2 separate regions of the Homo sapiens genome follow, and region 2 is linked to region 1. A link is a loop called in an ENCODE intact Hi-C map of the cell type or tissue named here. Cell type or tissue: sigmoid colon. All regions are shown on one strand. Links, peaks and the distances in the headings refer to the core of each region. The heading gives the core; the rest is flanking DNA.

Evidence for each region. Hi-C counts contacts between places; a loop is a spot of excess contacts. Peaks named below come from ENCODE experiments on the same cell type or tissue, not always from the same donor. Only the 100,000 strongest peaks of a DNase experiment are listed, where the experiment ranks them.
Region 2: a loop joins it to region 1, with 3 times the contacts of the local background. A loop is called at or near these places in 3 of 110 quality-filtered maps.

Annotation. Positions count from the first base shown.
Region 1 is chr18:8,387,489-8,392,957 of GRCh38, reverse strand. The region is part of intron 31 of PTPRM (protein tyrosine phosphatase receptor type M); the gene reads right to left. Among named protein-coding and RNA genes, the nearest start is that of RAB12, 220 kb to the left of the region's middle. In sigmoid colon, for the core only: CTCF peaks have their summits at 2,929 and 3,133 (motif pointing right); a DNase peak (open chromatin) is centred at 3,137.
Region 2 is chr18:7,943,169-7,948,637 of GRCh38, reverse strand. All of the region lies in intron 5 of PTPRM (protein tyrosine phosphatase receptor type M), which reads right to left. Among named protein-coding and RNA genes, the nearest start is that of PTPRM, 380 kb to the right of the region's middle. In sigmoid colon, for the core only: no CTCF peak of the experiment used is centred there; a DNase peak (open chromatin) is centred at 2,547; H3K4me3 peaks cover 1,068 bases; H3K27ac peaks cover 617 bases.

The DNA of each region.
Region 1 (5,469 bases), core at 2,141-4,640:
ATTCTACACTAAGAAAGAGCTGTCTCTTCTTCCCTATTATTGTTTATTTATTTTATGATTTGTTTATTTCAGTGTGAGCTTATACATAATAATTTTATTCTATCAGCTAAAATCCAAGGGTACTAATATTGATTTTGTTCACATTGTTCCAGCTTTGGCCAGTGGGAGCTCCGTCAGGCTGGCTCTTTTGTTCTTTTCTGACAAGTCCCCAGCCTGTTTTATTTCTTTACTCTCTGCAACCACATAATGGTCCAGGCTCATCCCGCACTATCCCTGCATCAACTCTGCAGTCACTCTCTCCTCAAGGAGATAAGGGACCTTTTTTTTTTTTGAGATGGAGTCTCACTCTGTCACCCAGGCTGGAGTGCAGTGGCGCGATCTTGGCTCACTGCAAGCTCTGCCTCCTGGGTTCACGCCATTCTCCTGCCTCAGCCTCCCGAGTAGCTGGGACTACAGGCACCTGCCACCATGCCCGGCTAATTTTTTTGTATTTTTTTAGTAGAGATGGGGTTTCACCGTGTTAGCCAGGATAGTCTCAATCTCCTGACCTAGTGATCTGCCCGCCCCGGCCTCCCAAAGTGCTGGGATTACAGGTGTGAGCCACCGCGCCCGGCCATGGGACCTTTTTATTTTTAAACACAGTACACAGTATAACTATCATACCTAAAATAATAACATTACTGTTTTAAAATTATCAAATTTCTAGTCAGTGTTCCAGTTTCCCAGATTGTTTCTTACAGCTGCTTTTTTAAAAAATCCACTCTCAGATTGTTTCTTACAGATGCTTTTTAAAAAATCCACATCTAGGCAAAGTCCACAGATTGGATTTGGTTGGTATGTCTTGCAAATTTATTTTACTCTGTGAGTTCCTCTTTGCTCTCTCTTTTTTCTTGAGAATTTATTTGTTGAGGAAACAAGTTCATCTGTGTCCTGTAGAGAGTCCCACATCCTAGATTTTTCTCATTCATCACATCTCTGTGATATTATTTAATATGCTGCTTTCTAACTCTGTATTTCCTGTAAATCGGTAGGTAGTTCCAGGGCTTGGTAAGAATTCAAGATTGATTTATTTATACAAGGATACTTAAAGTATACTTTCATTAGGAAGCAAGCCAAAAATATCTGGTTGTCCCTTGTTTTATGGTTTTAAGAGAGATCATCGTGTTCGGATATCAGCTTGATCAGCCCATTATGAAATTCTGAATCAGTTTTTTAACTAAAGTATAATATACCTACAATAAAGACCGTAAGTAGACAGCTCAGTCAATTTTTACCAATGCATACACCATGTAACCACCATTCAGATCAAGATACAAACCACGTTCAGTCCCCAAGAGGCTCCCTCACGTTCCTTCCTCAACAATACCATCAGTATCACCAAAGAGAATCCATTCTTAAGCCTAGCATCATCAATTGTTTTTGCCTGTTTTTCAGCTTTGTGTAAATGAACCATACACTATGTCTTCTTCTGAGACTGGCTTATTTCACTCTGTGTTGTCTGTGTGAGAATCACCCACGGTGTTATATTGGTAGTTTATTGTTTTATATTGCTAAGAAGAATTCCACTGAATGAATACCCACTGTACAATTTATCCAACAGCTGATGAATGTTTGGGCTGTTTCCAGTTTTTAAATATTATGAGTAAACCTGTGATAAGCTTATCTTTTGGTAGATGATTCATTTCTGCAGTCATTTCTCTAAGAACAGAAGAGCTCAGCCTCAGACTGCGTATATGTTTAGCTTTGGTAAATGCTGTCAGTTTCCAAATGGTTGTACAGTATTTACTTCCTTCCTACAGTGTATAAGAGTTCCAGTTACTCCACAGCTTCACTAACACTTGGGATTATCATTTATTTGTCTGTCTTTAAAATTTCAGCCATTCTGGTGAGTACACAGTGGCATGTGATCCTGGTTTCAATGTGGATTTGCCTAAAAATGAATAATATTGAGTAACTTTTCTATGCTCATTGGCTATTCGGGACATCTTTATTATTATTATTATTATTATTATTATTATTATTTTCTTTTTGAGACAGAGTCTTGCTCTGTCGCCCAGGCTAGAGTGCAGTGGCACGATCTTGACTCACTGCAAGCTCCGCCTCCCGGGTTCACGTCATTTTCCTGCCTCAGCCTCCCAAGTAGCTGGGACTACAGGCACCTGCCACTGCGCCCGGCTAATTTTTTGTAGTTTCAGTAGAGACGGGGTTTCACCGTGTTAGCCAGGATGGTCTCGATCTCCTGATCTCGTGATCCACCCGCCTCAGCCTCCCAAAGTGCTGGGATTATAGGCGTGAGCCACTGCGCTGGGCTGGGACATCTTTTGTCTTCAGTGAAGTACCTGTCAAGTTTTTTGCCCATTTAATAAATTGAGTTGTCTATCATTTTCCTACTGGCTTGCAGTACAGCAGTTCTTCGACATTGTGGCCGAGTCCTTTGTCAGACACATGTATTATAAAAGTCTCCTCCCACTGCCTTGCTTCTTCACCCTCTTATTGCCATCTTTTGATGAAGAGAAGGGCTCAATTTTAATGAAAGTCCACGTTGTCAATATTTCTTTTAAGGCTATTGTTCTGTGTCCTGTTTAACAAATCTACCCGCGGTCGTGAAGATATTCTCCTATGTTTTCTTCTAGAAGCTTTGTTATTTTACTTTCCCCTTTTGGTCTACCATCTATCTAGAAGGGATTCTGTACATGGAGTGAGGGAGACCAACGTGTCCAGGCAGTCTTCCCCACCCACTGCAGTGCTGCGTTGCAATGGCATCTTTGTTGTAAGTCAGATGACGCTGAGGTACGGATCTGTCCCTGGACTGTCTCTTCTGCTAATTAGAAGATTAGCTGTTTTCTATCCTTGCCTTACCATTACACCGCTTTTCCTATCAGCTTTGCACCTAATACTTTCGGCAGCTGTTGAAGACCACTGTCTAATCTATTATTTTCATCAAGAGTTGCAAAGTGGTGAAATCTTAATTCTATCCATTTAATCTAGCTTTATTAGCTGGGAGACACATATAAAGAAAAACACTCTCTATTTGCCTACCTTGAATATCTGTGGCTCAAGGAACCATTCACTTCAAAGCACCGGCAGGTCTTGTCTCAGCCGGGAACTCTCCACCCACAGCCGTTAGGTGGCGCTACACTATGCTGAATGCCATGCTCTTACCTCCAAGAGGAAGACTGGAGTGGTTTGATTCTTTCCTGGCCAGTACTGGGGGATGCCAATGTAAACTAACTTTGTTTCTTATAGCTAAAAAAAGCCTTAGATTTAGATATATAAATGTAAACAAAAATAAACATTCTCACCAGGCCTAGGTCTCATGCCCACCTTGATGCTAAGAGAGCAAGAGACAGCCCCACATGAACAGAGGCGGGGCTTTAGGGAGGGGGGAGTATTCCAAAGAATAATCAAGGTTCTCTCAGTGGAAAATGGGAAGAGATGCTGCACAGGCAGGAGAGAAGAAACAACGGATGCCTCCCACCGTCCACTGTGAAGAACGGCTGATTGCTTTAGGTTTTACATGGAACAGCAATGTCACTGGTTAGTTCTGTGGTCACAGCTGCCTCTGGGAAGTGTGTTGTTGACAAGGTGCAGTGATTTAAGAAGTCTTTATGTCTTCTTGTTAGGCCTGTCCTGGTGCCTCAACTTCTTCGAGTCACTAGTAACTTAGTCCTGTGGGTTAAAGCACTGACCCTTTTTAGAAAGCTGCTAATCCCGGGGGGAGCGATGCATTATACATCTAGCTCCAGACGCTGGGGGTCTCCAGATGCAGGCAGGGGTAACTGCAACCTATTTTTAGTATTTTAGAAAAATCTGATATATCTAATACAAACGAACTACAATGTTAATATTCTTTGCTGGGATTGTATCATCTCAGCGTGAGCCTCTTGTTCTGATCAGAGGTTGGATCTGGATTGAAGAGAAATAAAAATAGGGATGTGGACTGCTAATGAATTCTTTTTGTCATTTTCTTGATAGAGATTTTTTTTTTCTTTTCTTTGAGATGGAGTCTCGCTCTGTCCCCCAGGCTGGAGTGCAGTGGCGCCATCTCGGCTCACTGCAAGCTCCGCCTCCCGGGTTCACGCCATTCTCCTGCCTCAGTCTCCCGAGTAGCTGGGACTACAGGTGCCCACCACCATGCCTGGCTAATTTTTTGTGTTTTTAGTAGAGACGGGGTTTCAACGTGTTAGCCAGGAGGGTCTTGATCTCCTGACCTCGTGATCCACCTGCCTTGGTCTCCCAAAGTGCTGGGATTACAGGCGTGAGCCACTGCGCCTGGCCAACAGAGATTTTTTAATGCACTGGGTCCATGAGAAGAAAGGGGGGATGACAGCAACTAGAGAAAGGTGAGGTTAATAAACTGCTTTTTAGAGGACAAAAGATTGGAACTTCTGGTTGAAGACAACTGTGGGTAGGTTCTTAAGGCTCCTTCCAAAGGAATATCAGTTTCCTGCAGGATGAGACACTATCGTGTTTTGATCGTTGAGAGGCAGGCAGAGTCCTGGGCTTCCAGGGAGACTTTGCAGGCCCGGGGTAGGAGGTGGCATTGCATCAGACAAGGGCACTGACTGGAGAGTAACCCACGCCCTGAGCCAGGTCTGCAACTTTAACTAGGCTTGATCTACCCGGAGTGAAACTTTATTTTGCCTTCAATTTAAGAGAGATCTCATTGTGTACTTCTAATGATACTTCACTGAAAAGTGACATTCGCTTATCCTTTAAATTTCCCCAAATTCTCTAAACATCTTCCTTATCTGCCGTGACTTTCTAATTGCCTGTTCTATTAAGCCGATTGCAGCTGGTTGATTAGCTACATATCACTGCCAATGAGAAAATGCAGGTGAAAGTGCTTTGAGAAACATGGCATTCTCCATTCAGTGGCTCTCAACCTTATTATCTCAACACATTGAAATCACCTAGGCATTTAAAAAAAACACCCATGTCTGGGCCCCACTCCCAGAGATTTTGATTTAATTGGTTGGGGTGTGGCCTAGGTGTGGGCTTTTTTTTTTTTTCATGTAAAGCTCCCCAAATAATTCTCAATGTGCAGGTAAGGCTGCGGGCTATGTGTAGCAGGGGTGCCCATATTTAGCACCTGCAAAACCTGCTGGCCTGGAAGCCTCATTCTGGGGACACTGGCTGTAACCAAATGCTCCCAATATACACATTCTCCCAAAAAGCATGCACGCGCGCGCACACACACGCACACACGCACACACACACACTCCAGGTCCTTTGAGACCTGACATGATTTCCAATTGAATAATCAAGTAATGTGGTGGTAAACTGGCCTTTGGCTGGTGGGAAGGAGCCCTGAGTTGTAGCATTTGTTGATTTCCATGATGTAAATCCTTCTACCATGGATGAATTCAAGTTACCAACAGTTGAAGACCCAGCTCAGAAAATTCCTGAAAACTTAACAATTGGCTCTCAAGAGCCAGTGTTTTTTTTTTTTTCCTCTTGGCAGTGGGC
Region 2 (5,469 bases), core at 1,035-3,534, 440 kb after region 1:
AGAATTAGGTGCCTAGTAACTATTAAATGACATTCATACGTAACAAGAGAGGTTCCTCTCTACATCCCATATCCCCAGGACCACATAAACAAAGTTCCACAGCTGGGGCAGTTTGGTCTTTTATTATCCCCATATATGGTCTTTTATTATCCCCATATATTAAGTAACCCTTTTAGTTATGCACACTTGGAAATCCATTCTATGCTTCCAATAGTTTAAAGCCTCAAACCTCGTGGCTTCAAAAGCAGGTTAGAGATTTAAAGTCTCAAAAGCAGGTTAGAGATTTTAGTTCTCTCTCTTGTATGTGCTCTTGCTCTTGTGCTCTCTCTTCTCTCTCTCTTTCTCTCTCTCTCTATATATAATATATATACACACACATATATATAAAGTTTCTCACACCAACAGTCCCCCATAGACAAATACGAATATGGACAAATATCTAGCCCTGAAAGCGGAAACCTGTGTGTGTGTGTGTGTGTGTGTGTGTGTGTGTGTGTGTGTGTGTGTATTTTATAATCAGGAAAGAGGCTATCTTTAACATGTTATTTATAAGTATTAGTAAAAAACAATGGACAAAGACCTCAAGGCTAATACATGATCATTATGCCAAGCGTAATGCCCAAGCACTATGTCCGTTATTCACTCAGCAACCACTCTTGGCATCCCAACCAGGAGCTATCACTATGTCAAGATAGCATGATCACAATGGTACCCAAAAGAAAAGTGGTGGCTGGGCTTATGGGCCTGCAGTTGTTTGGGGTGTATAGGTTTAGAGTGAATACATAATCAGAAACGATGGCCAGGGTGGTTTAGGAAAGATGAGCTGGCTAGCAGAAACCCCATTGCAGACAAACTGCAGATATAGTGGCTGTGGGAGGCTAGTCTGAGGAAGTGACATGTGAGTTGAGATCTGAAGGGTAAACAGAAGCTAACCAGGCAAAGGGGAAGGGTGAGAGGGGAAGAGCATTCTAGTTATAGGAAACGCTACAGGAAGCTCAAGATGGTGAGAAAGAGATGAAGGCTTTGGATGAAGTTAAGGCAGCCAGTGGAGCTAGGGAGGTGGGCAAGCACCTGTGTGCTCAGGGACTTGCAGGCTATATTAAAATGTTTACATTCATAGCTATGAAAATGCTAGCCTACAAAGGAATCAAACTCATCTGTATTACCCAGTGATTTATACTATGCAAAGTCCTTTAAAAGCTTTTATCTGTGATATTTTCATTGGCCGAATCACCTAAGGGACACAAGTTTGGGAGTTAGCCTGACCAGTATGCCAAACCTATAGTGATCATCCAGAGTGGTTAACCTTCATAGAGCCTCACTTCCTAATCTGTAAAGAGGAGATGATACCACCCACTGTCAGGGCTGCTGGGAGAACCCACAGGCATACGCAAGGACACAGCCATAACAATTCCACCATGCAGCCCCGCCCAAGCGCCGGAACACCTGAGTGATGAATTCAAGGAGAAAGGCAGAGCGGCTATCAAAGTACCACCTTTATTACTGATAAACCTGAGACTGAGGAATATGACTTAAGAGTGCAGGAACAATGGGCTTGCTAATCCTGAAGCACAGAATAAACAGACTCACTAACCCAGTCCCAGGCCACCCTAGAAAACCACAAGGCCTCCCATATGTTCAGTGCTGCTGTAAAACTCACAGGATGGAGGGAGAGGGTTCCCATAGGCAGTCAGCTCCCCAAAGAAGGGGCTGGGCTAGGCATGCTCAGCCCTTCCTCCCAGGCAGCTTCAGCTTGGGCAGTGAGAAAGCAGACAGGAGTGCTGCAATAGTACAGTTCCTGCCACTTGGAAGGAAACATCACGAGTGGGGAAGAACAGTTCCATCAACATTATCTTTAGTATTATCTGTAAAACAGTCTTGTTTATACCACACAATGCCGTAAGTCAGAAAATAAAGTCCCACATAAGTCTGTGTGTGTTTTTTTCACTAAATGCCCTAAATTTGTTCTCATAGACAGCATCAAGAAGTTAAAAAATGAAACAAAACCAAATTTAGCATTAATAATACAACAGGAGAAAGGTTCCTCTCTGCTTTCCATAGATATTCAGTCTCTGATTCTCACCCCACCCCAGGAAATAAGCAAATTCTAGCCCTAAGGATAATCTTAGACATACTACTCCCTAGTCTTCTTTCCAAACTGAAAAAGAACCACATCTCTGGTTTTTGAAGGGAAAAGAAATTAAGCCATAAAGGCAGATTGCATATCTGTAAGTATTTGTTTGCTAACAACAACCAAAGAGGCCTTAGGGCTATCTATCCATTTATTTATCTATTTACTTGCGGCATGAATCCTGTAATAATATCCTTTTGTAATAATCTCCTAATATTTTTCCAAACAGAAGCATCTATCAAAAGAATGTTTATTCAAAAACAATTTCAAGTTTGCACTTACTGACCCCTCACAACTATTCAAGGCTATACTGAGGGCACTCAAGTAAAAGAAACCCTCCTTTTTGGATTTATGCATATGCTGAGAGGAGTATGACTCACAGTAGCACTGTCTTCATGCCACAGATGGGCCCTATAAAATAAACAGCCTCGGACTAGGAGCCCTGCGTGACTCTAGTGAGTCATATGAATGCTCAGGAATGAGCCTTTAATAAATTTTTAACTCCTGTACTTAATCACATGAAAAGTCAGCTTCAGCTTCAAGAGAAATAGTACATAGGGAGGAGAAACCAAGCAGCAATCGTTTTAGCTTAGAATCTACACAGGAATAGCAAATCACACATCTTACTCAAATCTGCAGGCCATTTTGTATTAAACCATTCATGTGTGCATGGATTCAGGCATTCGTTCAACCAATATTCAGTGACAGTCTTTTATGGGGCACACACTATATCATATAAGAGAGCATAAAATTAAAAGAACCATCATTTACCTAATTGAGCTTATTGTCTGGCTAGAAAAAAAAACAGACAAGGCAATAATTACAATACAGAGCAATGAACTGCCTCCCATAGCACAGAGGAGAAGACCTGACTGGATGTCTTAGTCTGTTTTCTGTTGCTTATAACAGAATATCTGAAACTAAAATTTATGAAGAAATTTATTTCTTTCAGTAATGGAGGCTAAGAAGCCCAGGTCAAATGGCCTCATCTGGTGAGGGCCTTCTTGCTGGTGGGGACTCTGCATATTCTCTTTTTTTTTTTGAGATGGAGTCTCACTTGGCTGCCCAGGCTGGAGTGCAGTGGCGCCATCTCTGCTCACTGCAAGCTCTGCCTCCCGGGTTCACGCCATTCTCCCTGCCTCTGCCTCCCAAATAGCTGGGACTACACGTGCCCGCCACCATGCCTGGATAATTTTTTTTTTTTTTTTTGTATTTTTAGTAGAGATGGGGTTTCACCGTGTTCACCAGGATGGTCTCAATCTCCTGACCTCATGATCTGCCCGCCTCAGCCTCCCAAAGTGCTGGGATTACAGGCGTGAGCCACCACGCCCGGCCGGGACTCTGCAGATTCCTGAGGCAGCATAGGGCATCACATGGTGAGGGGGCTGAGTGTGCTAGTTCAAGTCTCTCCTCTTCTCATAAAGCCACTGGTCCCTCTCCCATGATAACCCATTAATCCACTAATCCACACATGTATTAATCCATTAATGAGGGCTCTCCTATGATGACCCAATCACCTCTTAAAGGCCCCACCTCTCAATAATGACACTGGAGATTAAATACTGATTTAATACTGGTGATTAATATTTCAACATGAGTTTTGGAGGGGACAAATATTCAAACTATAGTCCTGGAGATGTTGTCAGTGCAAGCTTTCTAGGAAGCACTGCTTAAGCCCAGGCTTCAGGATGCACAGAAGTTTCTTAGGCAGGGAATAAAGAGGAAAAGTCTAGTGAATAAGAGAAGCTCTTCAGAGTCAGGAGCCAAGAGAGAGCACAGAACTATAGGGGAAATATAGGGTAGCTATGGGGGAACTTTAGGAGAACTATAAAAAAACTATAGGGAAAGTATAGGAGAACTCTAGGGGAACTCTAAGGGAAGTATAACTTATCCCATATGGCAAGAACAGAAGTGCTTCTTGGTATGGCAGGTAAAAAGGCTAGAAGGAAAAGCACAATACAGACTGCAACAAGAAGTATGACATGTTAAAGATTTCAGTGTATTCTGATGCTGGGAATGGAAGGACCTTAGGCAAAGAGGTAACACAAACACCTCTGTGTGTACAGTAATGGACTGGAGGAGATACGGTGTGAGTCCAACTGATGTCAAGGGAAACTGGGTAAATTGTTTTCAGAAATCATAGTAACAAATGACACAATGAGAGAAGACAGAAACAAAGGGACGGAACCTAAAGATATCTAGAAAATGAAATCAACACAACATGTACTCTACTGCAGTAACATCTTTCTCCTCTAGCAGTCCATAAGGTCCAGGGTCGTATCTTACTCATTTTGTGTACCCAGGTGCACAATAAATAGAACTCAAGAAATACTGGCTGACTCTAGGAATCACAGCCTCAGTGGAAAAAAATCTTCCAGGGGTAGAAGAGAAAAATGAGGTTCTACTAAATTAACAGGCTTAAACCCCAAACCCTAGACAAAGAATCCCTATTTACAATGGAGACGAACAGGGAAAGTAAAAGAATGTTTTAGAGGTTCTGTGTGTCGTCAGTCAGCAACATTGCCCCAACTCATCATGACTGTGGTAGGCAGAATAAGGGCCTCCAAAGATGTCTACATCCCAGTCCCCAGAATCTGGGACTATGTTACCTTACATGGCAAAAAGGAGTTTGCAGGTATGATTAAAATAAGGGTCTAGAGATGGAAAGATAGACTGGATTATCTGGGTTGGCCAAACGTAATCACAAGGTTCTATTTATGAGGAAGGCAGAAGGGTCAATGTGAAGGAAAGATAACAGAAGCAGAGGTTGTGCCGACGGGCTCTGAAGTGTGAGGAGGGGATCACGAGGCAAAATATGAGGGAGGTTTCTAGAATCTGGAAAAGGCAAGGACCAGATTCTTCCCAGAGCTTTTGGGAGGAACCAACCCTGCCGTCACCTTCTTTTAGGGCTTCTGACCTGCAAAACAGTAAGATGATGAAGCCACGAGGTTCGAATTTGTTACAGCAGCAATAGGATGCCAATGTGGTGATCATCTGAGAAACTAAAAGCCCTGTGGCTTTTTGAAGGTGTCCAGGGGTCGTGCATCTTGATTTGTCAGAGGTGCATAAGCAAGTCTTTAAGGTCATGTTGGGTCACCGAAGTAGAGTACCCCACTTTGGAATCATGAGCTAGAATAGCAGCCCAAAGACAGCAACCATGGAGGCACCCCATAAGATGAATGAAATGAGCAGAGGCCAGACCAGGAAGGCATGAAGAGACAGAAGAGCCACAGGGGCAGTGGGATAACAAAACAGAAGAAAGAAACAGGAAAACATGCCGTCTACACTGGAGAAGAGCGGGGGAATGACAGTGTGAAGACAGAAAATCAGAAAGGAGT